Linked DNA regions of Homo sapiens: region 1 is linked to region 2. Evidence: chromatin loops called from intact Hi-C (ENCODE). Cell type or tissue: A673. All regions are shown on one strand. Links, peaks and the distances in the headings refer to the core of each region. The heading gives the core; the rest is flanking DNA. Region 1 overlaps SEC23IP (SEC23 interacting protein). Region 2 overlaps INPP5F (inositol polyphosphate-5-phosphatase F).

The links. Hi-C counts contacts between places; a loop is a spot of excess contacts. Peaks named below come from ENCODE experiments on the same cell type or tissue, not always from the same donor. Only the 100,000 strongest peaks of a DNase experiment are listed, where the experiment ranks them.
Region 1: a loop joins it to region 2, with 3 times the contacts of the local background. A loop is called at or near these places in 11 of 110 quality-filtered maps.

Annotation. Positions count from the first base shown.
Region 1 is chr10:119,908,016-119,923,982 of GRCh38, reverse strand. SEC23IP (SEC23 interacting protein) reads right to left here. Exons shown (of 19, transcript NM_007190.4): 5 at 14,853-14,942; 6 at 11,819-11,939; 7 at 9,164-9,253; 8 at 8,094-8,235; 9 at 5,939-6,147; 10 at 5,472-5,590; 11 at 4,387-4,539; 12 at 2,999-3,094. Among named protein-coding and RNA genes, the nearest start is that of SEC23IP, 23 kb to the right of the region's middle. RefSeq lists an enhancer at 1,989-2,158. In A673, for the core only: a CTCF peak has its summit at 6,022 (motif pointing right); no DNase peak of the experiment used is centred there.
Region 2 is chr10:119,744,359-119,760,325 of GRCh38, reverse strand. INPP5F (inositol polyphosphate-5-phosphatase F) reads right to left here. Exons shown (of 20, transcript NM_014937.4): 2 at 9,170-9,250. Among named protein-coding and RNA genes, the nearest start is that of INPP5F, 26 kb to the right of the region's middle. RefSeq lists a silencer at 11,975-12,269. In A673, for the core only: a CTCF peak has its summit at 9,535; a DNase peak (open chromatin) is centred at 9,515.

The DNA of each region.
Region 1 (15,967 bases), core at 2,616-10,615, 170 kb before region 2:
ATTCATAAAACATTCTAAATTGCTGAGAGCTGTCTAAGGAGATCAGAAACTGTCCTGTTGCCAAGAGTTGCTTTGTTAAATTTGCAATACTTTTTAAACTGTGAACCAACAGTGTTTAAAAGTGAACCAACATAGGCTGGGCGTGGTGGCTCACTCCTGTAATCCCAGCACTTTGGGAGGGCAAGGCAGGTGGATCACCTGAGGTCAGGAGATTGAGACCAGCCTGACCAACATGGTGAAACCCCATCTCTACTAAAAATACAAAAATTAGCTGGGTGTGGTGGCAGACGCCTATAATCCCAGCTAGTTGGGAGGCTGAAGCAGGAGAATGGCTTGAACCTGGGAGGCAGAGGTTGCAGTGAGCCGAGATCGTGCCACTGCACTCCAGCCTGGGAGACAAAGCAAGACTCCCTTTCAAAAAAAAAAAAACGGAACCAACATATACATACTTGACTATCAATATCCCCAACACTAGAAACAATTCCTTTTCAAATGAAAATTACTAAGATGCTTTAAAAAGAAAAAAAAAGCACACAGTCACAAATATCACAAATATTTGATCTCCTTGTTATAAAATAATCGCTAATTTTGGTCCCATTATTTCAGTTACAGTAAATCAACAGGACACACCATATTACTTTTGTATTGATCTAGTAGCACCTTGTTATCTGTAAGAAGTGTAAAGCAATCAATGGCAACTCAGCTGAGAAAGTTTCATGGTTCATCCAAAGGCAATTACCTTTTAATTTAAAAAATAAGATCACTCTATAGATTTTTGCTCATTTCAAAACATTCTTATAATGCCATAATTTATATATCTAAGCAACTGCAGTCCATAAACCAGTCTCCTTCTAGAAATTCTTCAAGAACTATAGAATCCTTTTCTACTTTTTTCCCTTTCATTACAGAATAAATTAAGAACATGGTGTAGGGCCTGAACACAAAGCTTCTCATTTCTTGTTTTTTTTGTTTTTTTTTTTATAGGCTTTTGCTTCACTGATGTATACACGGAGACAAGCATTTTTCTGTATGGAGCACGCAGCCTGTATACAGAAACAACACTGACATGCTTGTGTCCTAGTCTCAGTTTGACTATTGTGCTCATCAGAGACAAAAGCCTGGGGATCTACTCACAGGGTTGTTGTGAGGCTCAGGTGAGATGAAAAGCTCTTTGTAAATTGGAATTACAGAACGATTCAACACACAAGAAAAATGACATGAAAGATACCTCTTAACTGCCAAAACTAATAACCTTTCTCAGCACTTAATCAAATACTGCTTGTCTATGTCTAAAATGTCTTTTGAGTTGCTCCCTTCCTCTCCACCTCCTACCTTATACCCCTATCATCTCTCTTTCAGTCACTGTACAATTACAATTACTACTATGTAAGATTGCAGCCGCCTCCACTTCACGCCTTTCCAACTTCATCTGTGCACTGTGACCAAGCAAACTCTCCACAGTCCAAAAGTTAAAATTAAAATTTAGACTACACAGATGATTTGGTGCTAAATCATAACTTGTGATAGAATAAGCAGGTCAGCATTTTGTAATGTTTAAAAACACCATGACTTTCATGGCCATAAGAACATGTTTGAAAACCACTCCCTTACAAGAGAAAATCCAAGCCTCCACACCTGCCACCTGGGCCTTTGGAACCCTCTGCCCTTCCCAGTTTCCAGCTTCCCTGATGCTACAGGAAAACACATGCCAGATTCCAGAAGGCCATCTCCCCTGACCTTACCCCTCCTTCAAGCTCAAGCACCATCACCTTGGAGAAGTCTTCTCTCACCAACCCCATGCTTGTCTCAACAAGCCAGAACTGCCACCTCTCATCTGCCTCAGGACAGCACACACAGCACGCTATTATGGGGCTGGTATGTTGTCATTTGAGCTCAACGTGCTCCCCGCAACTAGACAGCACACTCTTGGTTAATCTCCGGCTCCCAAGAATTGAACACAGTGCCTGACTCAAAAGAGGTAGCTGCTATTCAATAAAATGCTGAGAAGACTCAATTCCTTAAGCTAACCATTAAAAAAAAAATCAGTCCTATGACTTTATAGTCATTTCCCATATAAAGAAATGATGTAGGTTAAGTTCCAAACAGGTAGTAAAATAATAGAACCATAGAAATTCAAAAGATGGAAGGATCATCAAAGAGCATGTTAATAACAATACAAATAAGACGGCCACCCTAAGAGTCATCTAATTTTTCTAATTAGAAAACCTCTGTAAAATTAATTTGATCAATAAATTAAAATTAATAAAACAAGTATATTTTCCAGTTGTTCTAGTTTTAAATGCTTTTTAGCTGTTGCCTTGTTTTGTATTGTTAACAATTTTTGCTGTTTAGTGTTTAAGACTTCAGTGTGTATGTTTTTCCTCATCTCTTTAGATGGTAAGGACTGGGAAGAAAGTGAGCTATTACTTGGTGCTAAGCTTTGCATGCATTATTTCATGCTTACTCCAATCCTGTAAGGAAGGTATTATTCCATTTTAGAAATGAAGAAAACAAAGGATCAGAAAAATTAAGAAAATCACTCATGATCAGAAGGCTGAGGCGGGAGGATAGCTTGAGCCCAGGAGTTTGAGACCAGCAGTGGGAAACACAGCAAGATCCCATCTCAAAATAAACAAATGAATAAAACCAAATACAAATTGCTCATTAATACGCAGTTAATGAGCAGTTGAGCTGAGAATTTATTTGTCAGAACTTAACCACTGTTTGCACCAGGAAAACCTTAAATATCCATTTTAAAACTGAAAGCCCTTCATCCTAGGAACTTAGTCCCAGGAAAACCAGGATGGTCACTTAGCCTAATGTGGACTTAAGCCCAACTCTGACTCCTAAGTCTGGGTTTCCATCAGCTCCATTACTGTGCCCTAGGTAGGGAGCAAACTAGCTTACCTAACCATAGTAGTATTAAAATTTTCTATAATATAAACGAGCTGGTCACACCATGAGTTTTAGTTTTTCTTGAGTCAGAGGTGAACTTTACCAGTTTGGCTGCTTTATGTTCTACAAAGTTAGCTATCTTCTTTCTGGGTCCAAGGGGTATCCCCATTTCCTTCAGGTCATCAACTGTACACATAAGCTTTAAAAGGAAACAGACAAGCACATTAATCAATCTAGTGATAGAAGAACTGAAATGAGAATATGAAAATTATAAAGAAACCACATCATCTAAAGCAATCTAAGAGCCACTCAACTTTTTACAAGTTAGTTATTTTGTATTTAAATCATGCATCAGTTTAGGCTATAAAATCTTAGGCTTCCACACCTAAATCATTCTATTAATTAACAGAAAATACACATATGGTATACAAAATTCCAAAGCTATAGTCAAGCATACGATGAAATATCTTCCTCCCACTGCTGTCCCAAACATAGAATTCTCCTCTCAGCGCAACTGTGGAAACTTGCTCTCTTTGAAGCGATGTCTTATGTATGCATAGCACTTACATGTTTTTCTCTGTGTGTGTGCTCTACTATGCACACAGTAATGAACTCTGCTCTCTTCATGTAAATGTACCTTAGAGACGGGTATCTCTGACACTGCATCATTCATTCAACAGCTGTAGGGTACTCCGTTATGCGGATGCACCATAAATGATTTCACTAGCACCCTACTCCTCAACACCAATGGTGTCTCTAATGTTTTGTTACCTTGCAAACACTGCTGTGAGTATCCTTGTAGATAATTCTTGTTTGAATATTTCTCTATAGGAAATATTCCTGGCAATGAAACTGATGAAGCAAAGGGTAATTTTTATATTCTTAAAGATATTGCCAAACTGCCTTCCAAAGAGTTTGTAATATTTTACAGTCTGACCAACAATATATAACAATGCCTAGTTCCCTTCACCCTGGCCACATAGCATATTTTCAAACTTCCTATTTTTTCAAACTGGTAAGTTAAAAAAAATCCCATTGTACTTTCAATTTCCATTTCTCTTATGAGTTTTCATATGCGAAGACACCATTTGTTATTTCCTTTTCTGTAAATCATGTTTATATTCTTTGCCTATTTACATATCACACTGATGTGATGGTCTTTCTGTAACTGATTTGTAGAAGCTTTGAAAATCAATGAAGTAAGCCCTCTGTCTATAATGTGTGTTGCAAATGTATCACTGGCCTTTAGATGTTGTTTATGGTGTCTACTGTTATACAATTTTTTTCTTTGATGGCTTCTGGATTTTGCATCATACTCAGAAAAGCCTTTCAGATTATAAAAAAATATTCTTCTGTGTTTTTCAATTTTTTAAAACATTTCAGTCTTTGTCTACTCTGGAGTGTATTTTGATACGAAAATGTTTATTCTTAATTTTCAATCTACACAAGAAAAACAATTTCAAACAAAATGAAGCAAACTATGATCAGTACCAGGGACTCCATATCAATCTTTTCCTTTTCAAAAGTGCTAAAATATTCAGAGAGGCTAAGTGCTTCCAGAGTTTCTTGCAAAGTTAGGACTTCTTTATTTTCAACAACAAGGTCATACGACTCATCCAAAGTCAGCTTTGGCTCTTCAGGCATCTTTAAAAAAAAAAGTATGAAAAACATTACAAGCTCAGAAAAACTCCCATATAATGACTGCTGATCTACGAAAACTCTCAAACAATTTTGCTTTACACAGAAATCATAATTTTAGGCACAGTACTTTGCCATTCAAAGTTTGAATATTCTGGCCAGGCCCAGTGGCTCACGCCTGTAATCCCAGCACTTTGGGAGGCTGAGGCAGGTGCATCACCTGAGGTCAGGAGTTGAAGACCAGCCTGGCCAACATGATGAAACCCTGTCTCTACTAAAAACACAAAAATTAGCTCAGCTTGGTGGCAGGCGCCTGTAATCCCAACTACTCGGGAGGCTGAGGCAGGAGAATCGCTTGAAACCGAAAGGCGGAGGTTGCAGTGAGCCGAGATCACACCATTGCACTCTAACCTGGGTGACAAAAGTGAAACTCCGCCTCAAAAAAAAAAAAAAATTGAATATTCTGAAAAGTATATAAATTTAATAAATCACTCAAGTCTCCATTTCCTATAATTTACATTTTTAAAAATCACAAACTTTCACATTTAAATTTATAACCCATAAAGAAGAAGAGTGAGAAACTCAAATAATGAGCTATATGATTCCATTCCATTTCTAAACCTCGGTGTACTTTAATATGTAAAACCAGTTTCAGGGCTGGACACGGAAGCTATTATATTTGGGCCTATAACTGTACTCTGAATTTGGGGATTCTCTGAAGAGTTATTGATGCCAGCACTTTGGGAAGCCAAGGCAGGAGGATCGCTTGAGGCCAGGAGGGAACTCAAGACTAGCCCAAGCAACCAATGAGGCTCAGTTAAAACAAACAAACAAACAAACAAACAAACAAAAGTTTCAAGAAACAGTTCAGACTTTTGAAAATTGTTCAGCTCCATAGACTCTAAATCGAAATGTTAATTGGCCACGTACAGACGTACCTGCTTTTCCTGAAAATGTAGCTGCTTCACAACTCCATTAGCAACAGCAAGAGGTCCAGGGCACTTTGATAAATTCAAATCTTTTTGATTAGACAGGATGTCAAACAATATTAAAGAACCTATGAAAAAGAAACATTTTGCCTTATAATGTAGTAGGTACTTTTATAACACTAATTCTTTTTTCACTGTCTATAGTCAAAAGTCATACAGAAGTTACATGTTATTCAAGACCTGATAATTAATTATTTTATCAAACAGCAGAATAAAGTAAAATACATAGCATTCCCTAGGTAATACTAGAGGTGAATATAGAAAAGGCAGAATCTAAACTCAGAGCATTCATTTCTACCTTTTCTGAAACTTAAAATCTGTAATTCTTAATTTTGCACTAACAATATCACCTACACTGAAAGCAGTTATGACTCAACAAAAATTGTATTTAAAATGTGAATATTTGACAGTTTTACCTAAACTGTGACCAGCAACAGAGACACCTCCTTTGAAGTCTGGGTTCCGACTCATAAAGAGTGCATGCAGATGGTTTATCTCCATTCCTACTTTTTCCACAATTGTCTGACAGTAGGTGGGGCTGTTATAAAATAAAATATCTAGCAAAGTTTCATTGGTAAAGTGACGAAATCGACCAATACTTGGCAAAGTGATTTTCTTAATATTCCTGTTTAAAAAGAAAAATACAGCACATTCAGTCAGCATCTACCTTAAATTTACAGATTTTTTTAAAGTTTAGATTTTTGACTCCTGAAAATACACTAAGAAAACCCCACAGACTATGAGTTGTTTCTGTAGATAGTCATTATAAATAAATCAAGATAGGCCAGATGCGGTGGCTCACACCTGTAATCCCAGCACTTTGGGAGGCTGAAGTGGGTGGATCACTTGAGGTCAGGAGTTCAAGACCAACCAGGCCAACATGGCGAAACCCCGTCTTTACTAAAAATACACAAATTAGCCGAGTGTGGTGGTGTACACCTGTAATCCCAGCTACTCAGGAGGGTGAGGCAGGAGAACTGCTTGAACCTGAAAGGCAGAGGTTGCAGTGAGCTGAGACTGCACCACTGCATTCCAGTCTGGGCGACAGAGCAAGATTCCACCTCAAAAAAAAAAAAAAAAATTTAAATCAAAAGTTAGCCACAAGTCATGGCACACACCTGTACACCCAGCTATTTGGGAGGTTGAGGCATGAGAATCGCTTGAACCCAGGAGGTGGAGGTTGCAGTGAGCCGAGATTGTGCCACCACACTCCAGCCTGGGTGACAGAGCGAGACTCCACATCAAAAAAAAAATTAAAAGTATAAATAAAGGTAAACCAAAAAAATTTGTGCTGCCACATGTGGTGGCTCATGCCTGTGATCCTAGCACTTTGAGAGGCTAGGGCAGGAGGACCGCTTGAGCCCGGGAGATCAAGACCAGCTTGAGCAACACAGTGAGACCCCATCTCTACAGAAAATTTAAAAATTAGCCAGGCATGGCGGCTTGCACCTATAGTCCCAGCTACTTGGGAGACTGAGGTGGGAGGATCACTTGAGCCCAGGAGGCCAAGTCTACAGTGAGCCATGATCATGCCAGCGCACTCCAGAGCCTGGGTGACAGTGAGATGCTGTCTCAAAAACAATTCAGTTTTTTTTTTAAAGTTATTTGTGCCTATAACTATACTATGAATTTTGGGATTCTCTGAAGAGTTAGTTGCTATATAAGTCATATGCAAAGATTTCTATTTTATTTTTAAAGAGGGAAGATTACTCTTCCATTTTTCTTCCAGTTAACTGCAAATCTGGACACCTGACAAAACTTGTGGGTCAAAAGGACTAAAGAGAATATCAAACAGAAAAAACAGGGCTACATGGAATGAAAAATCTTCCCTAATTTGAGAATGACCAAAATGAAGTTTAGGAATACACACAGAGAAAGAAAACACCCTTACAATAGGGCCTAACATAGACAAAACGCTGTTTGTAGAAATAGTTTTATTAAACTATGTACCCTGAAACATTACGGTGTTCACTAAAATCTAGACATGTGCCAGCATAACTATTACCTGTATTTATGATTCTCAATTGGGAGCATTCAAAATTGAGCAGAGTATTTTTAATTGTCACAGTGCCTGGTGAGCACTGCTAGTACTGAGTGGCCTTTACACTAAGGAAGTTAAGTGGTCTGCACTGCGACAGCAAAGAATTGTCCTGACAAGAGCATCTCCACTGAGAAACAATATTCTGAATCTGTGGTTCTCAGCCAGGGGTGATTTTTACCCTCCAGGGGACATCTGGCAATTTCTGGAGACATTTTTGTTGGGGTGGAAAGCCCATTAGGCATCCTACTACATAAAGGACAGCCCCCTGTCTAAACTGCTACAGATTAAAATTGTATTTTAAAACCAGCTAAAATTTCTTAAGATTCTCTTAAATATTTACAAAAGGAATGCACACACACAGAGAGAAAAGTAGTGTGTAAACTTTACAGCCAATATTTAATTATATGTCAGAAGTATACAATTTTTAAAAACATATTGATTGAAGCTACAATAAACTATTTCATATTACGGTTTAAATCTTAAATTTAAATATGACTAATCTGAAAAACAAGTTATCAAAATCCACAAACCTGTCCACACCTGTGGCGTCCCCACCCAAAGAACTATGCCAATGAACTGGAAGGAACTCCACTCTGCTTACTTTCCCGTCATCTAAAGATTTCTTGAAATGTGTCCGCAGCAATTTGAGAGAAACCACCCTAAAATCATCCACTTCAAAAGAAAAAAAAAAAAGAGAAAATAAATTAAATTCTCCTAGCTTGATAGCTAGTCAGCAGTTACCTCAAATATGCCAGTATTTTTAATAACATAAAGATACATTTTTTAAAGAAAAAAATGAGGATAAGAGAATTAGTAAAATTTTTTAAAAAGAAAGGAATAAGTAACTTTTGGGAACCTCTTTTAAACTTTCCATTATTGCAAAGGAATAGATGCTTGGGATATATCAGTTTAACCACCACTGCTGGGAGGTAGCGTGGCACCTTGGGGAAAGGCTCTGGAATCACACTGCCGGCTCCAGGCTCCAGGCCCTACTGACTGTGATAAGGGAGAGTTTCACTTACCCCCAACCCCTACCTTACCTCTTCACCCCCAACCCCCACTATCCCAGGCCTCAGTTCCTCATTAGTCACAGTAGTGGCGATAACAGTGACAGCGCCTATACCCCAAAGGTTTATTTGTGAGGGTCAAATGACAAGGCATCTAAGATACTTGGCATATACCAAATATTCAATAAATACGAACTATTATTACATGGACATAAAAATAAAACTTCAAAAATTTAAGTCAACCAGGCAGATTCATGTTTCCATTAAACAACTTCTCCCAACTCACTGACTATAAATCCATTCAATGCAGAGGTGCTCCTAGCTGCTGCAGGTGCTCAGGCAAAGGCTGTCAACAAGGCTAAACTACTTCCAAGATCCCTTCTAATTCCTCACAGTCTGGGATTGTATGCGTCACATATGTCACAAGAGCAAATCAAGTACAACTTAGTATTTCCCACTGACCATTTAAATTTCCTCTTACAGACTCCTCAGCAAGTAGTACACAGCTGGGAACTATCCTAAAAATGAATACTCCAAAGCTCTTCTATTAGTTCTCAGATCATCCCATGAAATACAATATACCCAACACTTACCACACTCAATAATGCTCCTAAAGCGTAAGTCACACACAGGTCCAATGCCATGCACCACAAACACCAAATGGTCAACTTGAGGCATCTCCCCTATCAAAAAAAATTTTTAAACCTACATAAAAGATGGGAATTTGTTTGGATTTTCCTAATGGCAATATTCTAGATATCCCTTTCGTCATCACAAACTTGCCAAAGAAATTCATGACCCTTCAAAGAGAATAAGCCTCATTACCCCTATCAAATTAGAGGAACAATTTGTCCCTCTTGGCATATAAAAGCGAACTAGAACAAGAGGTGGAGGCAGCAGGCTCTCTCTGTTCCTGGAAGCTAATAGCACATGATGAGCAGCAGGTTTGTATCTATGGAGGCTCCACAACCTTGTGATGCTTCAGAACTCCCCAGGACACTAAGCCCCAGTGGAGATTACTCAGATTTCATCGTGTGAGTATTTATTTTACAAGAAACATACATTTTATTGAAACATTTTACATACACTTCAATAAACATGAAGTGTATGTAATTGTAAAAATAAAATCCATTCTTAAGTAATAGTACAGAAGAAACCAAAGCACATACACCAAAGCAGGCAATGGCAAACAATGGCCCACAGGCCAAATCCTACCCACATCCTACCTGTTGTTTTGTTTTGTTTTGTTTTGGAGATGGAGTTTCACTCTTGTCGCCCGGGATAGAGTGCAATGGCGCCATCTCGGCTCACTGCAACCTCCGCCTCCCGGGTTCAAGCAATTCTCTTGCTTCAGCTTCCTGAGTAGCTGGGATTACAGGCACCCACCACCACGCCCAGTTAATTTTTATATATGTATTTTTTTAGTAGAGACAGGGTTTCACCAAGTTGGCCAGGCTGGTCTCGAACTCCTGACCTCAGGTGATCCACTTGCCTCGGCCTCCCAAAATGCTGGGATTACAGGCGTGAGCCACCAGGCCCAGCCACCTGCTTTTATAAATAAAGTTTTTGACGAAGGGGAAACCATTCAAGGAAAAACATAAAAATAACATAAAGTTTTGTGGGCCGGGTGTGGTGGCTCACGCCTGTAATTCCAGAACTTTAGGAGGCCGAGGCACGTGGATCACTTGATGTCAGGAGTTCAAAACCAGCCTGGCCAACATGGCAAAACGCTGTCTCCACTAAAAATACAAAAATTAGCCGGGCGTGGTGGTGGGCGCCTGTAATCCCAGCTACTCGGGAGGCTGAGACACAAGAATTGCTTGAACCCAGCGGGTGCAGGTTGCAGTGAGCCCCAGATCACGCCACTGCACTCTAGCCTGGGCAACAGAGTGAGACTCCATTCAAAAAAAAAAAAAGCTTTATGGAAAACGGATATGCTCATTTGTTTACATACAGTCTTCAGCTGATTTCACACAACAATAGCAAAGCTGAGTAGTTTGTAACAGAGTCCATGTGGCCTGCAAAGCCTATCTGCTATCTGGCCCTTTACAGAAAAAGTCTGCAATCCCCGCACCAGAGGAATACAAACCAGTGAGGTGTAAAACCACAAGCCTAAAAGTGTTGCCAAACCTTAGTTCCAACCAGCAAAGTGCTTCTCCACACAACAAAACATATTTTAGAATCTATACTATGTGGTATGTGTATTTTAACAGAATTCCAAATTTAAAGATAAAGATATCTGTATGTCCTCACTCATATGTAGGAACTAAAGAAGTTTATCTCATGGAGGTAAGGGCAGAATGATGGCTACCAGAGCCTGGGAAGGGTCGGGGGGAAGTGAAGATAAAAAGGGGTCAATTAATGGGTACAAACATACAGGTATGTTGAAGGAATAACTTCTACTGTTCGATAGCACAGTAGGGTGACAACAGTTAACAATAATTTATTGTGTATTTCAAAATACCTAGGAGAGGTAGGGTGCGGTGGCTCACACCTATAATCCCAGCACTTTGGGAGGCTGAGGCAGGTGGATGACTTGAGGCCAGGAGTTTGAGACCAGCCTGGCCAACGTGGTGAAACCACATCTCTACTAAAAATACAAAAATTAGCCGGGCGTGGTGGTGCACGCCTGTAATCCCAGCTACTCGGGAGGCTGAGGCAAGAGAATCGCATGAACCTGGGAGGCGGAGGTTGTAATGAGCTGAGATCACGCCACTGTACTCCAGCCTGGCCAACAGAGTGAGACCCTGTCTGAAAAAAAAAAAAAAAAGAAAAAGAAAAAGAAAAATACCTAGGAGAAAAGATCTGAAATGTTCCCAACACAAAGAAATGATGAATGTTTGAGGTGATAGACATAATACTTACTTCAATTTCATCATTACACATTCTATGCATTTATCAAAATATCAGGTGTACCCCATTAATATGTATCAATTAAAAAATAAAGATACAAAAGTAATAAAATCAAAAAGAAAGATATGGCCAGGCACAGTGGCTCACGCCTGTAATTCCAGCACTCTGGGAGGCCGAGGCAGGCAAATAGCTTGAGCTCAGGAGTTCGAGAAAAGTCTGGGCAACATGGCAAAACTTCATCTCTACAAAAAATAGAAATATTAGCTGGGAGTGGTGGTGCAATGGCTGCTGTGGCAGGGCATTCTAATAACTGTTTATTTCTTCATCATTCTAAAGAATGATGCTAAAATGGAGAGGACTAAAACAGACCTCAGTTCTAAACAAACTATACACACCGTCGGGAATTTCATCAAGGTTATCATCAATTCCACGCTTTACAACCCTGGGCCTTGTCTGTCCATCTTGCGTGGTGCCCCATTCATCTGGCACTGAGGAGGGCTGGAACTGAACAATAACCTTCAAGATGCAACAGAATTATGACAAAGCTCATTAACAAATTCTTTTCCACTACAGGCTAAGTAGTTTAACACATAATAAGCTATACCTCAGAGTACGGAGAGTTTATAAATTATTAGTACTGTTCCCCCAAAACAAACTTTGAAGGAGTCTTGCTAGTGTTCATTAACCACCAAAATTAAGCAAATCGATACCTTTCCAATGCTTATGTTGAAAATTATACAATTAAATCAGAAGTATTACACCTTGATTTAAAAGCTAATAACATAGGCCAGGTATGGTGGCTCACACCTGTAATCCCAGCACTTTGGGAGGCTGAGGTGGGAGGATCACTTGAGCCCAGGCGTTCAAGACAAGCCTGAGCAATATGGTGAGACCCATCTCCACAGAAAACTTAAAAATTAGCCAGGCATGGTAGTGCATGCCTGCAGAACCAGCTTCTCAGGAGGCCGAGGCAGAAGGATTGCTTGAGCCCAAGAGGTCGAGGCTGCAATAAGCTGTGTTTGTGCTACTGCACTTCAGCCTGGGCAACAGAGCAAAATCCTGTCTCAAAAAAAAACTAAACAAAAATAAAAGCTAACATAAAACTCCAGGTTTACACAAAAGAAATCAAGGACAGGCCCGGTGCAGTGGCTCATGCCTGTAATCCTAACACTTTGAGAGGCCAACATGGGAGGACCGCTTGAGCTCAGGAGTTCCAGAGCAGCCTGGGCAACAAAGTTAGAGACCCTGTCTCTACAAAAAAAAAATAATAATAATAAAATAAAAACAAAAAAAGAAATCAAGGACAAGTAACCTGCAATTGAAGAGTCTTTGTCTTATAAAAACAAGTAAAGCAAAATCCTTTCAAAATAGTAAGATTCCCAATTAAACTACAATTTCAATTTCAGTGACAAAAACATAATGACAAAACCCTACCACTTTTTAGGAAATCCATTCTGTTAAACCAACTGTATTAAATTCAGCCCTGTACCACAAAGAAAATTTTCTTTAAAAAAAAAAAAAAGAATATATACTTGATGTAGTATGCAAAATGTTTATCTAAAAAAAAAAAAGGTTAGCCAAGCGTGTTGGCTCACACCTGTAATCTCAGCACTTTGGGAGGCCGAGGCAGGAGGAAGACTTGAGCCCAAGAGTTCAAGACCAGCCTGGGCAAGATAGCAAGACCCCATCTCTGCAAAAAAAAGTCTTAAAACTGGCCAGGCAAGGTGGCGCACACCTGTAGTCCTAGCTACTCGGGAGGCTGAGGCAGGAGGATCCCTTGAGCCCAGAGTTCGAGGATGCAGCGAGTTGTGATTGGCCACTGCACTACAGCCTGGGTAAGGGAGTGAGACCTTATTTCTTAAAAAAACAAACAAAAAGATTAAGAGTGGTTACTATGGAGAGGAGAAATGAGGAAGGCAGAGATAGGAGGCTTTTATTTTTCATTTAATATCCTTTTAAACTGTTTACATTTTGTTGGCATATGAATGTTATTTTTATTTCAGTATCAATAAGGACTATAGAAGTAGTTGGATTATAAGTTTTTTATATACTTTTCTATAAAAACAAATGAATAAATAAAAAGCCTATGTTCTCAGAAACTACTGTGTGCTAAGCCCCATGCTAGATGCTTTTGCATAAATTACCTTACTTCATCTAAAATATGACCCTGGGAGATCATTATTGCAGGTGAGGAACTTGGAGCTCTGAGAAATTAAGGTTGGCAAATGATAGAATCAGAATACCAGCAATCAATATTTTTTTAAAAACAAGATAAACTCATAGAGACGATAAAAATAAAAAGAAAAAGGACACATTTTTACTTGAAAGGTTAGAGCAAACCACATCAAGGGCAGACAGGCATACTACAGCCCACAGAAAAATCTGGCCATCTGTTTTTATAAATAAAGATTCATTGAAAATATCATACCCATTGGTTTACACATTGTCTCTGGCTGCTTTCACACCACGGTGGCAGAGCTGGTGGCTTCAACAGGGAACATGTAACTTGCAAAGCCTTAAATATTTTGTCTCTGGCCCTTTATAGAAAAAGCTTGCCAACTTCTGATCAAGTGAAAAAAATTATCAAGCAACTTCTACATTGCATACTAAACTCCAGTTATCATGTTGCCATAAACAGAAACTTCATAAGAAATACTTATTTTATTTATTTATTTAGACAGAGTCTTGCTGTGTCACCCAGGCTGGAGTGAGCGTGATCACAGCTCACTACAATCTCAAACTCTTGGGCTCAAGTGATCCTCTATCTCAGCCTCCCGAGTAGCTAGACAGGTGCACACCACTATGCTCAGCTAATTTTTTTAATTTTTGTAGAGACAGAGTCTCTTTGTTTCCCAGGCTGGTCTCAAACTCCTAGCCTAAAGCAATCTTCCCACTTTGGCTTCCCAAAGCGCTGGGATTACAGGTGTGAGCCACCACACCCAGCCTGAGAAAAATTTACTTTTTATTTTGAGACGAGGTCTTGCTCTGTCACCCAGGCTACTAGAGTGCAGCGGGGAGCAATCCTGACTCACTGCAGCCTCAACCTCTCGGGCTCAAGTAATCCTCCCACCTCAGCCTCTTGAGTAGCTGGGACTACAGGCATGTGCCACTACACCCAGCTAATTTTTCTATTTTTTATAGAGACAGGGTTCTGCTGTCCCCCTGGCTCAAGCATTCCACCTGTCTCAGCCTCTCACAGGTGTGCACCTCGCCCTACGAAAAATTTGTGTTTTTGTTTCTATGATCAGTGTGAATCATAGAAATAATATCTGTATTATCCACTATAATAATAAAGTATTTTAAAAGCAATGCACTTGTTACAAAAACATTCCCACTGTAGAAGTTACTAAAAATGAACAATTTATCAAACATACACAGAAAAATATTAAAATGAACTTAATACCTTAAAATTTTGAACACCATCATTACCTTTGGATTGTGCATAACAATTGTCTCTCCACTTGGAAACTCTAATCTTCGGTGCCACTGATTAGTGGTTACAGCTTTTTTATATTCAGCCTATAATGGGGGAAACAACATATATTCCAACATGACAAATTTATACCACATGGAGAGAAAGTATGGAGGAAAACGGTCACTATAATGGTGATAAAAATAACAGTAATAGCAGTTCTCATTTCCTGACTGGTTAACATATTTTTTATCACCTTACACATACCATTGAAGTAATTACTCTCAATCACGCCTAAGTAACAGGATCCCCATTATATAATGAAGAAAACCAAGTTTTAGATGGTCTGTTCATTTCCTAGGGCTGCATTAACAAAGTATCACAAACAGAGTGACTTAGAAAAAAAATGTATCATCCCATAGTTCTGGAGGCTCCAAGTAGAAAATTAGGTGCCAGGAAGGCAGGCCACCGTTCCTCTGAAAGCTATAAAGAAATCCTCCTTCCCTCTTCCTAGCTTCTGGTGGTGGCTGGCAATCTCTGGCTTTCCTTGGCTTGCAGTGTAACTCCAGCCTTTGCCTCCATCATCATATGGGATTCTTTCTGTGTGTCTGTCTTCACATCACAAGTTATATTGGCTTTGGGGCCCATCCTATTCCAGTAAAACCTCACCTTAACTAATTACATCTGCAATGACCCTATTTCCAAATAAGGTCACATTCTGAGACACTGGGGATTAGTAATTCAACATATTTGGGGGATGGGGAGACACAATTCAACCCATAATAGACATTTTAAGTACTGTATACAGTTGCACAAGATGACACAACTGGGAAGCAGCAATGGGAGAACTGTAGTTCATTGCCACCCAGGACTGACTTTTTCTTTTTTTTCATGTGGGCTGGAGTAATATCACCCAGGACTTTCTGACTCCAAAATCTTCACTGTCCAACCATCTTCTTACTCTTCCTCCAGATATAGTCTTTCTTTGGTTTCTGCAGGGCACTGGATCCAAGACCCCTCAAAGATACCAAAATCCCTGGTGTTCAAGTCCTTTATATAAAATAGCATTATTTTTGCATAAAACCTACATACATCCTCCCTTATACTTTAAATCTTCTCTAGATTACTTATA
Region 2 (15,967 bases), core at 4,758-12,757:
CTGGGACTACAGGCACGCGCCACTGCACCCAGCTTTCCTCCCCTCTTTCTGAGGCTAGAAAACAAACCTTTAATATGGCTGCTACTGAAATCACTGAAGAAAACTGGAGTTTAAGAACAAATGGGTTTATGACTAGAAAAAGGAATGAGAGTGGAATAGCATGAGGCACGCTAGCCTGCCTCTCAAGTATCTCTCTGCCTGAAAACATAAATATCTGCCATGCCACTTAGAGATATGCTCAGGAATAAGAAGCATACTTGTGTAACCACACTCTGGGGAGCTCAGAACTGTGGGTCGCATTCATGTGACTTCTTCAAGCATCACTTCTACCCGGGAGGTGGAACCATCTGCACCAAGGAGACGGGCTCAAGACTAGGAACAAGGGAGGTGGGAAATTCTGAAGCACAAAATGTAGCAACAAGCTGAGGGGAGCAAAGAGAGAAGGACGAAGCACTCAGCATCTAGGTACCTGAGGAGAGAAGAAAAGGAACAGGAGAGAAGCAAAAACAAAACCAATGAGAAGATACCGGAGAATGTAATCCTCTCACACCACTTAGCTGCCTGCTTCCAAGACTCAAGTCTGTTAAGAGAATGGGTCAGCTAAATTATAGTTAAAGAATCTTCTAAGGGTTAACCAGGAATCTGGTCACCAATGAAAATCTTACTTCTAGGCCAGGCGTGGTGACTCATGCCTGTAATCCCAGGACTTTGGGAGGCCGAGGCAGGTAGATCACTTGAGGCCAGAAGTTCGAGACCAGCCTGGCCAACATGATGAAACCCTGTCTCTACTAAAAATAAAAAAATTAGCCACCTTAGGGTGAGGCACAAGAATCGCTTAAACCAAGGAGGCAGAGGTTGCAGTGAGCCAAGATTGTGCCACTGCACTCCAGCCTGGGCTACAAGAGCAAGACTCTGTCTCAAAAAAAAAAAGTAAATCTTACCTCTAAAAGTCAGTAACTCTGAGATCCTCATGAGAAAATGAACATAAAAATGACTGTATCTGAGGCTGGGCACAGTGCTCATGCCTGTGTAATCCCAGCACTTTGAAAGGCCAAGGCAGGTAGACTGCTTGAGCCCAGGAGTTCAAGACCAGCCTGAGCAACACGGCAAAACCCTGTCTCTATTAAAAAATACAAAAATTAGCTGGGCACGGTGGTACGTGCCTGTATATACACAGGCAAACTCATATCTAAGCAGAAGCAATAACTAAAAGGCTTGTCCCATGACCCAGCCTCCAGCAGAGGATGAGAGCTCCACAGGGACCCTGTCAGACCCTCTTGTTTCTCTCCAATGTACTTAAGGAGTGGGGTTTCCAGTGGCTTTTAAGGCATGCACTAAAACAATGCTAGTGACACTCCATTTACCACTAAAATATGTAAAATATTTCATGTCACTAGTGCCATAGCAAAGTCTCCATAGACAGAAGACTAAAATCAGTATTAAAATCATATGCATAACACACTTTACCATCTTAATGACTGAGACATCGTCACCACTACAAAAGTGGAGGAACAGCAGATGGCGAGTATTATTTTAATGAATGAGATTTACTTGAGTGAATTTTTGTCTAGGATTGTTCAGTACTATCAGTAGTAATTCAGTTAATTACTAAACAAAGAGCCTCTATTGCCACATTAATCAAGGCTCCTGACAATTTTCTCTTCAAACTAGTCCTGAATATATCGTGGGATATATTCCTTTACTAATGAATCTTTTTGCTTATCTTCAGATACTTCTTACCCTAATTGAGCTTATCCTCTTCTCAATCTTGAAAATACATTTTAACTTGAAGAGCTTTTGTGATCTATTTTAAATCTCCAGCCTAAAGCAGTCTTTTCCTGGATGTCTGTGTGAAGATATGACTATACCCAGACATTACACAGAAAATGAAGAGAAGAAACACATCAATCATGTGGGCCTTTTGCACAGCTGCGTACTCTGCCAAGAACCGGGCCTTTTGCACAGCTGCATACTCCGCCAAGAACTACCTCTCCTCTCAAGGCCTCCCCGCTCCCACCCCTGGCCCTGTCCGTGTGAGATGCTTTCCATCCAGGAGCACCAGCTCCACCCATATGAGATGCTTTCCATCCAGGAGCACCAGCTCCACCCAGTTAGGCTCTTCTGTCATACACACCACAGCACCCCACACTTGTCTTCAGATGATTACATTTTTAATGGTAAAACTGTGTGACTAGTAATTAACATCTATCACTCAGATTCTGAGTCTAGGTTTCTACAAGCTTCGACCTGCAGCCCCAGCTTGTTCAACCTACAGCCCCAGCACTGAGTACAGGCCATGGGACACAGTAGGTACTCCATAGATACTTGTTAAATCCATAAGTACTCACTGAATATTTCTGAATTGCCCTGCAGTGGGCCAGCACACAGAGACACAGCAGGTAAGCAGAATAGACATGGCCCCAGTTGCTGTCTTCTTGGAGGTTATTTCCATGAGAAGACAGACAAAAAAGAAAAAGAAAAAATTAATATGTAATTACAATTGTGATATGAAATTGACTACCATTCTTTTTTTTTGAGATGGAGTCTCACTCTGTCACCCAGGCTGGAGTGCAGTGGCAAGATCTCAGCTCACTGCAGCATCCACCTCCCGGGTTCAAGCAATTCTCATGCCTCAGCCTCCCGAGTGGCTGGGATTACAGGCGCATGCCACAGTGTCCAGCTAATTTTTGTATTTTTAGTAGAGATGGGGTTTCACCATGTGGTCAGGCTGGTCTCAAATTCCTGACCTCAAGTGACCTACCTGCCTCAGCCTCCCAAAGTGCTAGGATTACAGGTGTGAGCCACCACATGCCCGGCCTTGACTACCATTTTTATTTCCTCCTGGATACTACAATGAATTTTTTTAATGTTGATTTTTCACAGATCTATACTTTTCTTTCACCTATTTGATGCATTACACATCCCTCCTACTTTCTGTTCCTCATATTAATAAATCTCGGTCGGGCATGGTGGCTCATGCCTGTAATCCCAGCACTTTGGGAGGCTGAGGCAGGCCGATCACCTGAGGTCAGGAGTTCGAGACCAGTCTGGCCAACATGGGGAAATCCACTAAAATTACAAAAATAAGCCAGGCATGGTGACGCATGCCTGTAATCCCAGCTACTCAGGAGGCTGAGGCAGGAGAATCGCTTGAACCCAGGAGGCTGAGGTTGCAGTAAGCCAAGATTGTGCCACTGCACTCCAGCCTGGGCGACAGAACAAAACTCTGTCTCAAAAATAAATAAATAAATAAATAAAGTAAAGAAATCTCAACTGGTCAAACCAAAGTCAGACACGTTTGAGTTGTCGGAAGACAGACTACATTACACCCTGGCTGAAATCCACCTGCCTGCAAATGTCTGAGGAAGAGGTCTTGCAACCCAAAAATAGGCTAATGGTTCTAAATAGATATTTTCTAGGCATTAGGGCAAATAGAACCTTTTTTTTTTTTTTTTTTTTTGTGGCAGAGCTTGCTAAAAGGGCAGGCAATCATCAACAAAGGATAACACGCACAGAAATAGTTTGAAATTCTTCTATCATATATTTTTTAAAAGAAATGTGTGGATTACAAAATAACTTTCACTAACGCTACTAATGTGTTGTTACCAAAAACATTACTTTTTATACATTTTCACAATGTAGTCTTTTAGTGACTTGTTCTATTTTTTTGTTTTGTTTTGTTTTGTTTTTTTGACAGAGTCTTGCTCTGTAGCCCAGGCTGGAGTGCAGTGGTGCGATCTTGGCTCACTGCAACATCTACCTCCTGGGTTCAAGCGATTATCCTGCCTCAACCTCCCGGGTAGGTGGGATTACAGGTGCCCGCCACCACACCCAGCTAATTTTTGTATTTTTAGTTGAGAGGGGGTTTCACCATGTTAGCCAGGCTTGTCTCGAACTCCTGACCTCAAGCAATCCACCCGCCTCGACCTCCCAAAGTGCTGGGATTACAGGCGTGAGTCACCATGTCGGGCCTGTGACTTGTTCTTATTACAGTTTCAGCAAAAACTAACATTAGAAAAATAGTCCATGTTTAAAATTTGTTCAAAATTGTGTAGCCACAATCTAAGTGGTTCTTGAGTAGAATATCTGATATCTATGAGGATCTTTAAGAGGGAAAAAAAATAGTAATCAGCATATATTGAATTTTTGTTTTGTTTTGTTTGTTTTCTTGAGACAGAGTCTTGCTCTGTCACCCAGGCTGGAGTGCAGTGGTGCGATCCTGGCTTACTGCAACCTCTGCCTCCTGGGCTCAAGCAATTCTCCTGCCTCAGCCTCCCGAGTAGCTGGGATTACAGGTGTGTGCCACCACACCTGGCTAATTTTTGTATTTCTAGTAGATATGGGGTTTCACCATGTTGGTCAGGCTGGCCTCGAACTCCTGACCTCATGATCTGCCCACCTCAGCCTCCCAAAGTGCTAGGATTACAGGCGTGAGCCACCACGCCTGGCTGAAATGCTTATTATTACCAAGAACTCACTTTATGTGAGTTTTATTAAATCTTCGCAATAACTGTGTCAAGGAACCATGAGCTTTGTCTTATAGATGGCAACTGAGGCTTAAATGAGGTCACCTGATTCGAGGCAATTGTGTGATCTTTCAGAATTAGTCCACATCTGGAGTGGGTTCCTAGCCAACGATACTTGAGGACTGGCCTATCACACTGAAATGAGCACAAGCAGCAGGAAACAGAAACACCAGACTAGAAGGAATTCTTTTTGACATGCTTTTGTAATGAAGCATTTTGGTGGACATTATGTTCCGTTATGGGCTAAACTGTTTCCCCTTAAAATTCATATGCTGAAGTCCTAACTCCCAGGACCTCAGAATATGATTATATTTAGAGACAGGGTCTTCGAAGGGGGTAATTAGGTTAAAGTGAGTTTATTTGAGTGGGCCTTAATCCAAAATGACTGATGTCATTACAAGATGAGGAAATTTAGACAGACACACACAGTTACAGAGGGAAGACCACGTGAAGACACAAGGGGATGGTGGCCATGTACAAGCCTAGGACAGAGGCTTCGGGAGGAACCAACCCAGCCAACACCTTGATTTCAGACTTCTGTGTTCCAGAATTGTGAGAAAATATGATTCTGTTGTTTAAGCCACCCAGCTGGTGGCACTTTGCTATGACAGCAAACTAATACAGTTCCTAAGTCACGAGCACTTGCTCATTCCACAGAGCTCAGAGTTCAGTGACAGTCAGGAACAGCGGCATTGCTCACCCACGCCACTTTAAGACTGTCAATGACATCTGTTCAAATAAATTTATGTTCCCATCTCCCTAGGTGAGAAGAAAAATTTGTGCATTAATATGTGGAGAATAAGTAGGAGGGAAACAGGAGAGAGTTTCAGTATAGACATTTTATTCCCCTCATCCCCTATCCTCCAAAGATAAGATGTTCCTGGGGAAAATGCCCCTGAAGTAATTTTCTCAATTCTTTCTCACACACAGCAGGCACATACCTCCCTTCTAGCCAATCTGACCCAGGGCAAGAGCTTTAATCGGGGGCAGGGAGAGGAGAGGAGGAGGCATCCCTGAGGACAGATGAGGAGAGTAAGTAAGGTGGGTGCTCACAGGCAAGGGGCTGGGGGCAGAGTGACATGGAGAGGGTTGGGAGGGAGGGAAAAGCAGCAGGGGCCCAGAAAAGTGTTTCCCTTTGCTTCCTCCCGACTCTTTTTCTTAAGAGCCAAACCGTTCAAGTGACGTGACAAGAAGAAGGAAAAAAAATGTCCAAGGATTAGGAGAATGAAAAATTAAGAGAATTTCCCTGCCCTTTTTTCCTTTTTTATACTTTCTTTCTCCAGTTCACTCTACCCTCCACCTCTCCCTTCTTTCAAAATATCCTACATCACAGGTATTCTCACTGCCTATCAATCACCTATTTTGGGACCAAAGAATGGCAAGGAGGAGAAGTACATATAAAGGGGGCTGACCACAGATGACCATACCTTCACCGCCTCCTAAATGACCATACTTTGACTGTATCGTAAACTCATCAACCATTAACAAACTTACATTTGTACATTATTTGTAGGAGACAGCTTCTGGGCTGTCTGCCAAGTCCAAACCCTCCTGCTCTGCCTCCCACCTAGGGGACTGGGACTCTGGAGCACGGTCTGATCTACGTGACCCTGGCCAGGAGTCCCCTGGCCCAAGATGGGCAAATAAGTCTCTTACCTAGAAGTCTAACGTGGACTCACTACTCAATCTTTTTTAACTGCTTGTCAGTTTCCAGTTATTACAGGGAATATCAGATGTCAGCTGGCTTGAGGCTAAGGGTGTCATTTTAAAGGCAGAAATTTTAACCTACATACACACAAACAGAGAAAGCCAAAAAGAGAGAAGAATAAAAGAGACATAGAGGGAGAGGCAGTTTGTCAGAGACCAGCTGCCCCAATAAAGTAATCCTGGGTCCTGTACAACATCCATTTCTTTCTTGTTTTTGGTCCCTTGGGTTCTTCATTAAAAAGTGTGTTTTTTTGCCTAAGCTGATAGGTTTGTATTTGCAACCAAAGAGCCTTGATAAAATAGTGATTTACAATTTACTAAGCACTTGCAGGTACAATAATCTCATTCGGGACTCACAGTACCCTATGGAAATGAAGAGACCAGTTTCTTTTACCTTGTGTAACAACTTAAGACATACAGGCCCTTGAACACTGGTAGCTGCCTTCTCAGCACCCAGCCACTACCCTGAAAGGACGTCCAGGTTATCCAGGAGAGAGAGGAGGACTCAAGACAGGCATTGTGAGATGAGAGACATGGAGAGAGGGGCCAGGTGAAGGAGAACTAAGACCACCCAGGCAAACTCCTGGTGAATGTTGCTACGTGAATGACCCCAGCCAACACAACAGACAAGAGCAGAGCTGCTCTGTCAACCCATAGAATCATGAGAAAGTATACACTGTTGTTGTTTTAAGCCATTAACTTTTGGGACTGGCTTGTTACATAACAAGAGATACATGAAACAGATGTTAGGCAGCTTCTCCTATATCTCAAAGCTAAATAAATACAGCTTGTCTTCAGGTCTCCTAACTGATTGCAGTGATTTATTCACTGTGCTAAGATGTGACTGAAAATGAGAAAAATAACTCAAAAGTTTCATACGTGTCATTTAAATAATAGAAAACGAATTTTAGCTCAGAACACCCAGCTGTGAAATTATCCTGTCAGCATGTAAATGAATTAAAAATATATGTAGGTAAATGTGGACAGGTAGGAGACTGTTATTAAAATACTTGGTTACATGGTTACTCAACGACTAAGTGCTTTTCTCCTCTGTGTTGAAAGAATTTTTTTAAAAACCTACCAAATACAGAATATACAACAATGCTCATAGCAGTATTAGTTCTAATAGCAAAAAAAAAAGAAAGAAAAAAAAAGAAACAACTCAATTACCCAGTGAGAGGAAAAAGGACAAATCACAATATATTCATAAACAGTGAAAATAAGGAACTACAGTTTCATGCATGGATAAATCTCAAAAATATAAATAAAAATAAGTGAAAGAACAAAAACAACTTAATATCATTTATATAAAATCCCCAAAATACAACCCTTAGCAACATCTTTAGGAATACCTATATAATAAAAGCAAAAACGAAAACCAAGGGAATACAAAATTCAAAATAGCAGGTTCCTTTAAGGGGAAGGAAATTGGAAACATTTGGGAAAAGGCACAGAGATGGCTCCAAACACATTGGTCATATTTCATTTCTTTTTTTTTTTTTTTTTTGAGATGGAGTTTTACTCCTGTTGCCCAGGCTGGAGTGCAATGGCGCAATCTCGGCTCACTGCAACCACCATCTCCCAGGTTCAAGCGATTCTCCTGCCTCAGCCTCCCGAATAGCTGGGATTACAGGCATGCGCCACCATGCCCAGATAATTTTGGTATTTTTAGTAGAGACAGGGTTTCTCCATGTTGGTCAGGCCAGTCTCAAACTCCCGACCTCAGATGATCCACCTGCCTCGGCCTCCCAAAGTTCTGGAATTACAGGCATGAGTCACTGCGCCTGGCCCATATTTCATTTCTTAACCTAGGTGGTAGATACATGCGTGTATTTTAAAACAACCTTACCGCACATCTGCGATAAACAGCTTTTTGAATTTGTAAAATATTTCATGATAAAAACACACTTCTAAAAACAACCAAAGAATCTAGCAAAGGAAAATTAGATTTTCCAGATATACGTGCTTATTTCTAATACACAAAAATCAATCTAGCTCCCAAATGCTTAATATTATTTTTAAATAAAAAGGACACACTATAAAGATATATACTCACAATTATACAGAAATAATGGCAAAGCCTCCTATAATTCATAACTCATCAAAATTGATACCAAAGGAAAAATATTTATTTAAATGTAGTGCTTAAAATATTTCATTTAGGCCAGGCATGGTGGCTCATGCCTGTAATCCCAGGACTTTGGGAGCCCAGGGCAGGGGAACTGCTGGAGGCCAGGAGTTTGAGACCAGTCTGGGCAACGTAGCAAGAACCCATCTCTAATTTTAAAAAGCTCCCTGAAGGGTAAGGCACCAAAAAAGAAAAAATAAAATTTCATTTGGCCCCTTTCAGTTAGCCTTTTGGGACCCACCTGTATAATACCTGTTATACTTTCCCACCAACAAAATTCCCTTTAAACTGAGGACACAGGTGCCTGTCATTCCAAGTGAGGGCCTGGTGAGTGACCTGGACTTCCCATCAATCTGCCTGTCCTGGATAGGGATCCCTGACAGGACCACACTGTGTGCTAAGAGACCCATACTCGTCTCTGGCAGAGCTGACTGCATCAGGAACAGTCAGCTGACATAAAGCCAACCAGTCATGGTCTGCCACCTGCCTGCCTCTCCAGCTTTATTCCTACTACTCTCCTTTGAGATCAATGCATTTGCTATATCTTTCCCTCATGGCACCTTCCACAATTCCAAATAATCATACGTTTATTTCCATGATTACTCTTTGATACCTGTCTTTCCTCCTAAACTGTAAGCTCCATAAGAGTAGAAACAGGTCTTCGCTCATTATACACCCACTTTGAGCAGACCCAAAATTAAAACAAAGGAATCAAAGCTATAAGAGAATCTCATGTATCCTCAAAGAGGAAAACACCAAAAAATGCTACAATAAATTTGACAAGTTTAAGGAGTTTATAGAAACATACCTGAATGAAGTTGAATTTTCCCAATAACACCTTCTACCAACCCCAAACAAATGGGATTCCAGGCAAGAAGTAGATCAGTAGCTAAAATAAAATAGGAAGCAGTGATGAGAAAACATTCACCAGAAAATATATTAAAACAGTATCTTTAGCAGTGTATTGAAAAAAAATCAATGTCCCAAAAAAGCAGTATGAATATCCAAATGGAATACATTACCATAAAGCAATTTGTGACAAAGTATTAAATGTGAGGCCTGAATAAGGCTTGGGATACAATAAGGCTTCGGACAGTTAAGGGGAAAGCAGTAACATTCAGAAAACTCTTCCCAGATAGGAAGCAGTACCTTGGCGCCCTACAGTGGAGGAACAGGGCCATTACACTACAAGAGGACAAACGGAGGAGCTGCGTGTGGTCCTACAGCACAGGATCCAAAGACAGGGCCTAAGAAATTGCCACAGAGCTGTCCACTTACTGGATCACACTCTGGAAAATACATTTTCCCGAAGATGCTTATACCAAACAAAGAAATCCGGAAAGCAACTGCTCTTTTATCTGACTTCCAGGACAAATACAATAGGAACTGTTTCCGTTTGAGTGCCTTCTACGTGCCAGGCATCTCAATCAGGGTTCCTCATCTAAACCACAGAACAGTGATTTGTTTTGGGTGACAGTTTTCTCACTTCTTCCATATGAGAAATTAGATGACACAAGCTGGTTCCATTCTAGACACACAAGAGAGAAGCAAATTCATTACATGCAACGGATGCCTAAGGACAGGGTTTATTCTCTTGTGTGGCCCAGATTGCAAAAGGTTATATACGTGGTAATAAACGTAACATTTGTGGTAGTTCGACAGGTGAAGATTATCAAGAATGAAAACAATATTTGTCTTGGCAGAAAATTAAAATTACATTTTCATTATTATCATTTACAATTTATTTTAGTGAAACTTACACTCAATCTGTAACTCACAGAGTAATTATACACTTAATAGTTTAGCCTCCAAATTCATTTGAGTTTTGACTATTGCATCTTGAATGTCTTTGTTATGATACATTCAATGGAAGGCAAAAAAAGTTGACTTGTTTTTGGCTGGACGTGGTGGCTCATGCCTGTAATCCCAGCACTTTGGGAGGCTGGGGAGGGTAGATCGCCTGAGGTCAGGAGTTCGAGACCAGCTGGCCCACATGGTGAAACCTCATCTCTACAAAAATTAGCCAGGCATGGTGGCACGCGCCTGTAGTCCCAGCTACTCAGGAGGCTGAGGCAGGAGAATCACTTGAACCTAGGAGGTGAAGGTTGCAGCGAGCCAAGATCGCACCACGGCACTCCAGCCCAGGCAACAGTGCGATACTGTTTTTATTGCAAGAATTAAAGCAAAATAAGAAATTTATTTTTTAAAGGCTATTATAATACATTATCATTTCTAATCTTGACAACTCTGAGTTAAGTTTAAGGAGTCTCACTTTACAGATGAGGAAACAAATGCTGAGAAAAGTAAAACATGGTCAGGTCATACAATGGATCGGATCAAGGCTGCTACCAAAAACCAGGTCAGCCTGACGCTTAGCCCCTGCTCTAAACCTTTCTGTTACAGTGTCCCCTTCAGAAATTATACGTGGAACTAATCAGTAAGGCAGTGATTTTTAAATAACATGTACTATAAAATCAAAGAAAAAAAATCATCACCTATCCCACCACCCAGAGACAACTTCTTCAGCTACATTTCAGGGCATTTGTTTGTATACATACCAAACTGCAGCGCTAATAAATAAGCATTATTGATGGCAGCCGCAGCCTGTCTGGATGCATCCGGGGAGGCGCGGCCAGGGCTGCGCCCTCCATGGAGCCAGCAGGGCAGAAAACAAGCGGGAGCGCTGCCCCCTACCAAGTTGGCGGGGCTCCTGGCACAGCTGCAGCCAGCAGAGGCTCCAGACCTGGGCATTCCTGTACTCTCAGCTACCCGGGAAGACCCTCTTTCCCCACAGGCTCGGAAGTGCCTGCTCCCACTCCCTGGCCTCTCTCCCTGCTCCCAGCACCTGCTCTGGTGCAGAGCAAGTTGTGGCCGAGCCTGGGGACCGTCACGACCGAGTCGGGTGTGCACAGGCTTGGACACTGCTGTCACACCAGCTCCCTGCCGCCTCAGCCCCCTCTGGACTTCGGGTGCCGATAAGCGTGGGAGAGAGGCCAGCAGGGGTGAGGGCAGCTCCAAGTGGGCCTGCAGGCACCCCTCAGCCCAAACAGCCTGGGCAGTGGAGGGAGACAGACACAGGTTCCTGTCCAGAAAGGGGCAGATCACAGGTAAAACCCCACCTTCAAGCCAGGGACAACCTGAAGCCTGGGGTCTGAGCTGCAGGTTCCGGGTGGAGTCCGTGAGCTGGAGTAAGAACTCAGGGTGCTTTCTCCAGGCCGTCCGTGGCCTCCCATGGACCAATCAGCACACACTTCCTCCATTCTGAGCCCATTAAAAATCCCGGACTCAGCCAGACTCACAGATGTCCAGACCACCAGCTGCGGGAGGGAGCTGCCCCCTTCGGGTCTCCTCATTGGATGACCTGCCTGCAAAAAGGAGCTACCCACTTCAGGTCTCCTGAGAGCTCTTCTGGGGCTCAATGAAGCTGCTCTCTGCCTTGCTCCCCCTCCAGTTGTCCACATACCTTGCATACCTCATTCTTCCTGGACACGGGACCCCTGAATGGTGGGACTGAAAAAGCTGTAACACAAACAGGACCAAAACACGCCCCCTGCTCACCAGGTTGTGGGCAACAAGGAGGAAAGGGCTGCGGCCCTTCGGGAACACCAGACCTAGGGGCTCTCCGAGCCAGGGCTGTGACAGTGGGGCTCTGCAGTTCCTGGCATCTCCAAGCTTCCGGGCATCACTGCATTCCCCAGTACCTGCAGCAGAAACTGCTTGTGGTACACCTGGTCCAGCCACAGCCTTGCACAAAGCCAGTGCCTGTACCGGTGCCTGGAGCTGCCTGCCCTGCCACGGCTGGCACACCTGGCTGTGCATAGTGTCTGGACCGTGCACGCTCGCTCATACACCACTCGCCACTCCGCACCTGGCTTGCCATTGGCAGGCATGGGATCCGGGCTGGTAGTGCAAGCCCAGCACAGCTTGCCGAGCCAAGACAGTGGAAAAAGCCCAGTGGACCCGAGGAAAACTCAGGCAAAATCGCCACTGGCCACAGAAGTGTCCAGGTGGAAAAGCAACACCCTAAGGATCCCATGACATTATAGTTTTTTAAGTAATTTTTTCTAACATTTCTAACATAGTTTTTCTAAAATTTCATGAGTATTTTCTTCTTTAAAATATTCTTCAAGATTATAACTTCATGGTGACACAATTTTCCACTTAAGGAAGTACTTCCTCAAAGAAAACATTTAAGTGATTTGAAGTTTTTCCCCCATCATAAAAAACACTGTGATAAATGATGAATATTATGCAAATATTTGCCTCTCTAATTAATAGCTTTTGGATAGATTCCTGGGAATTAAATTAATAGGTTAAAACCTTAAAAATGTAAACTTCTCAAATAATACCAAATTGTTTGCTACAAAGGTTACATACCAAGTTAGATTTCTGCCAGAAGCATATGAATTTCTTTTTTGAATTAAAAAAAATTTTTTTTTAAAGCAAGGCCAGGCACAGTGGCTCATGCCTGTAACCCCAACACTTTGGGAGGCCAAGCTGGGTGGATTGCTTGAGGCCAGGAGTTCAGCCTGGCCAACATGGTAAAACCCCATCTCTACTAAAAATACACAAAAAATTAGCTGGGCGTGGTGGTGCGTGCCTGTAATCCCAGCTTCTTGGGAGGCTGAGGCATGAGAATTGCTTGAACCAGGAGTGGAGGCTGCAGTGAACTGAGATCATACCACTGCACTCCAGCCTGGGGGACAGAGCAAGATTCTGTCTCAAAAAAAAAAAATTAATAATTTTGAGTTAAAAATTTAGAATTTATCTAATTTTGCTAATTTGATGGCATCTGGCATCTATTGCCTAACATGATGTTTATTTCCTTTCTATTGCTGATAAGATTAAACACTTAATTATAAAATTGGCTGCTTATGGCCGGGCATGGTGGCTCATGCCTATAATCCCAGCACTTCGGAAGGCCGAGGCAGGAGGATCACTTGAGGTCAGGAGTTCGAGACCAGCCTGGCCAACATGGAGAAACCCCATCTCTACTAAAAATACAAAAATTAGCTGAACGTGTTGGCACACGCCTATAATCCCAGCTACTTGGGAGGCTGAGGCACAAGAATCGCTTGAATCCGGGAAGTAGAGGTTGCCGTGAGCTGAGATTACATCACTGCACTCAACTGCAGCCTGGGCGACAGAGCAAGACTCTGTCTCAAAAAAAAAAAAAAAAAATTTGGCTGCTTATATGTCATGTCATCTTCTATGATTTTCTTGTTCATGCCTCCTAATTTTTCTTTATATCTTTCATTGACTTACAAGTTCCTTTCACATTAAGGACTTCAACTCTTTGACATGTTTGCAAATATTTTCAGTTTTTAATTTTTATATCTTTTGGCTTACAAAGCTGTTCCTTAGTATCAGTTACCGTATTTACTGATTTCATCTCTGTTAGTTGTTAACTACTTAACCCTAATGCCAGTGGAATAAAGATACCCTGATTTCTTTCCAAATAGTGAGCCAGAATCCCTGTATCAGGCAGACCATGTCTCAACATCTGCCAACACAGATGCCCCTGCTAAGGAAAGAGCTCCAGCTACCCAGAACCCTACCACCTTGACCTTAGATGAACAGACCACAGTTGTAGGACTCTAACCCTTGGGTACCAAATAAGCTTTAGGAATACAGAAAAGGAAGGAAAAAACAGAGTTAAAGCAGTCACGGAGAGTCATGTAGAAGAAGTGGCGCATCAGGCATAAGGACAGCAGCAAGAAAAATAATACAGCAGACAAAAAAGTACAAGATTTGTTCTGGTATGTGTCCCATCATTGGAGAAACACATATCAAGTACTTGCCAGGAACCAGACACTGTATCACGTTAAGATGATACAAAAATAATGAAGCAAACAGTGTAAATAACAGAAGACCAGTAGGTACACTGGAGATATGAATTGATAATGCTAGAAAAGTAAACTAAGGCCAACTGTGGAAAAACTTGAATAAACAGTAATGAGCCTGGTCGGGCACGGTGGCTCACACATGTAATCCCAGCACTTTGGGAGGCCAAGGCGGGCGGATCACAGGTCAGGAGTTCAAGACCAGGCTGACCAACATGGTGAAACCCCATCTCTACTAAAAATACAAAAACTAGCCGGGCATGGTAGCGCATACCTGTAATCCCAGCTACTCAGGAGGCTAAGGCAGGAGAATCGCTTGAACCCAGGAGGTGGAGGTTGCAGTGAGCCGAGATCACGACACTGCACTCCAGCCTGGCTAACAGAGTGAGGCTTCATCTCAAAAAAAAAAAAAAAAAAAAAAAGGAATGAGCCTGAGCTTCCTGGAGACCATGGCAAGCAGATAATAACATAAGTAAAATAAGATTACGGCCAGGGATTACATCACAAGGTTGATGTAACTAAGGAAACCTTACCCAAAAGTTAAATCGTGTTTTCAGTCGTTCAGAAGGTCCATTGTAAGAGATACTTCTACATCAACACCTAGTGAACTCATAGATGTATGTAAGTACCAGAAACAAAAGTTTCATGAAATAGTATTTGAAAAGAGGTGGAGATTGGGAGTAAGAAACCCACTTGGGTTACTGCAAAAGTCTTGGCTTGAAATGACATGAAAGGTCATGGAAAAAAAGAGATCGAGAAAAAAAAAAGAAAAAATAACAAAAAAAGATTTAAAAACAAAAAACAAAAAAAGAAAAAGAGCTTAGGGAGTGAGCTGGTAGTGGGTGAAGAATCCACAGGAGGAGATGAACATGAAAGTCCTCAAAAGAAGCTATGTGGAGGATAGGGAGAGGGGAAATCAAAGATGACACTCACTGAGACACCTATTCTCTCCTGAATGGGAAAGAACAAGAGGGAGCATGGCAGAAAGGATAGCGTATACAGCAGCTGAAAGGAAGGGCCGATGAGAACCTCCTCATTCAATACCCTTTTCCATCTTTGGCATTGTGAACCATGTAAATGCATCATCCAGTCAAGAAAATAAGATTTCGACTTAAAAAAAAAAAAGAAAAAAAACTATAAAAATGTCTGTGTTGTGGTCTAATGACTAAAAACAATAGTCATTAGTAGTCGAGAATGAAAACCAGTTAAACCCATAAGACTGAGTTCATGATGAGATGATCAAGAAGAAATAACTGGATTTAAGAACGAGAGGAGGGACTAGGCTCAGTGGCTCATGCCTGTAATCCCAGCATTTTACGAGGCTGAAGCAGGATGATTACTTGAGGTCAGGGGTGTGAGACCAGCTTGGGCAAGACAGCAAGATCCCCTGCCTCTACAAAATATTAACCAGGTGTGGCGGCACGCACCTGTAGTCCCAGCTACTCAGGAGGCTGAGGCAGGAGGATCACTTGAGCCCAGGAATTTGAGGCTGCAGTGAGCTCTGATGGTGCCACTGCACTCCAGCCTGGGGGACAGAGCGAGACTCCATCTCAAAATAAAACAAAAACAAGAAAGAGATAAGATGATGAAGAAGGAAAAGAAGACAGATGACAAAAAAAAATGCTACAGGTATAAAAGCTAACCTTGGAAAGGAAAGAAGATACTATTTTTTTCTTCTAAGTCTGGAAAAAAAGATGAAAGGCTAAACACAGAAATGGAGAAGAGAAGCAGATGCGTGTATCCTATGCCCTTGACTCAGTAAA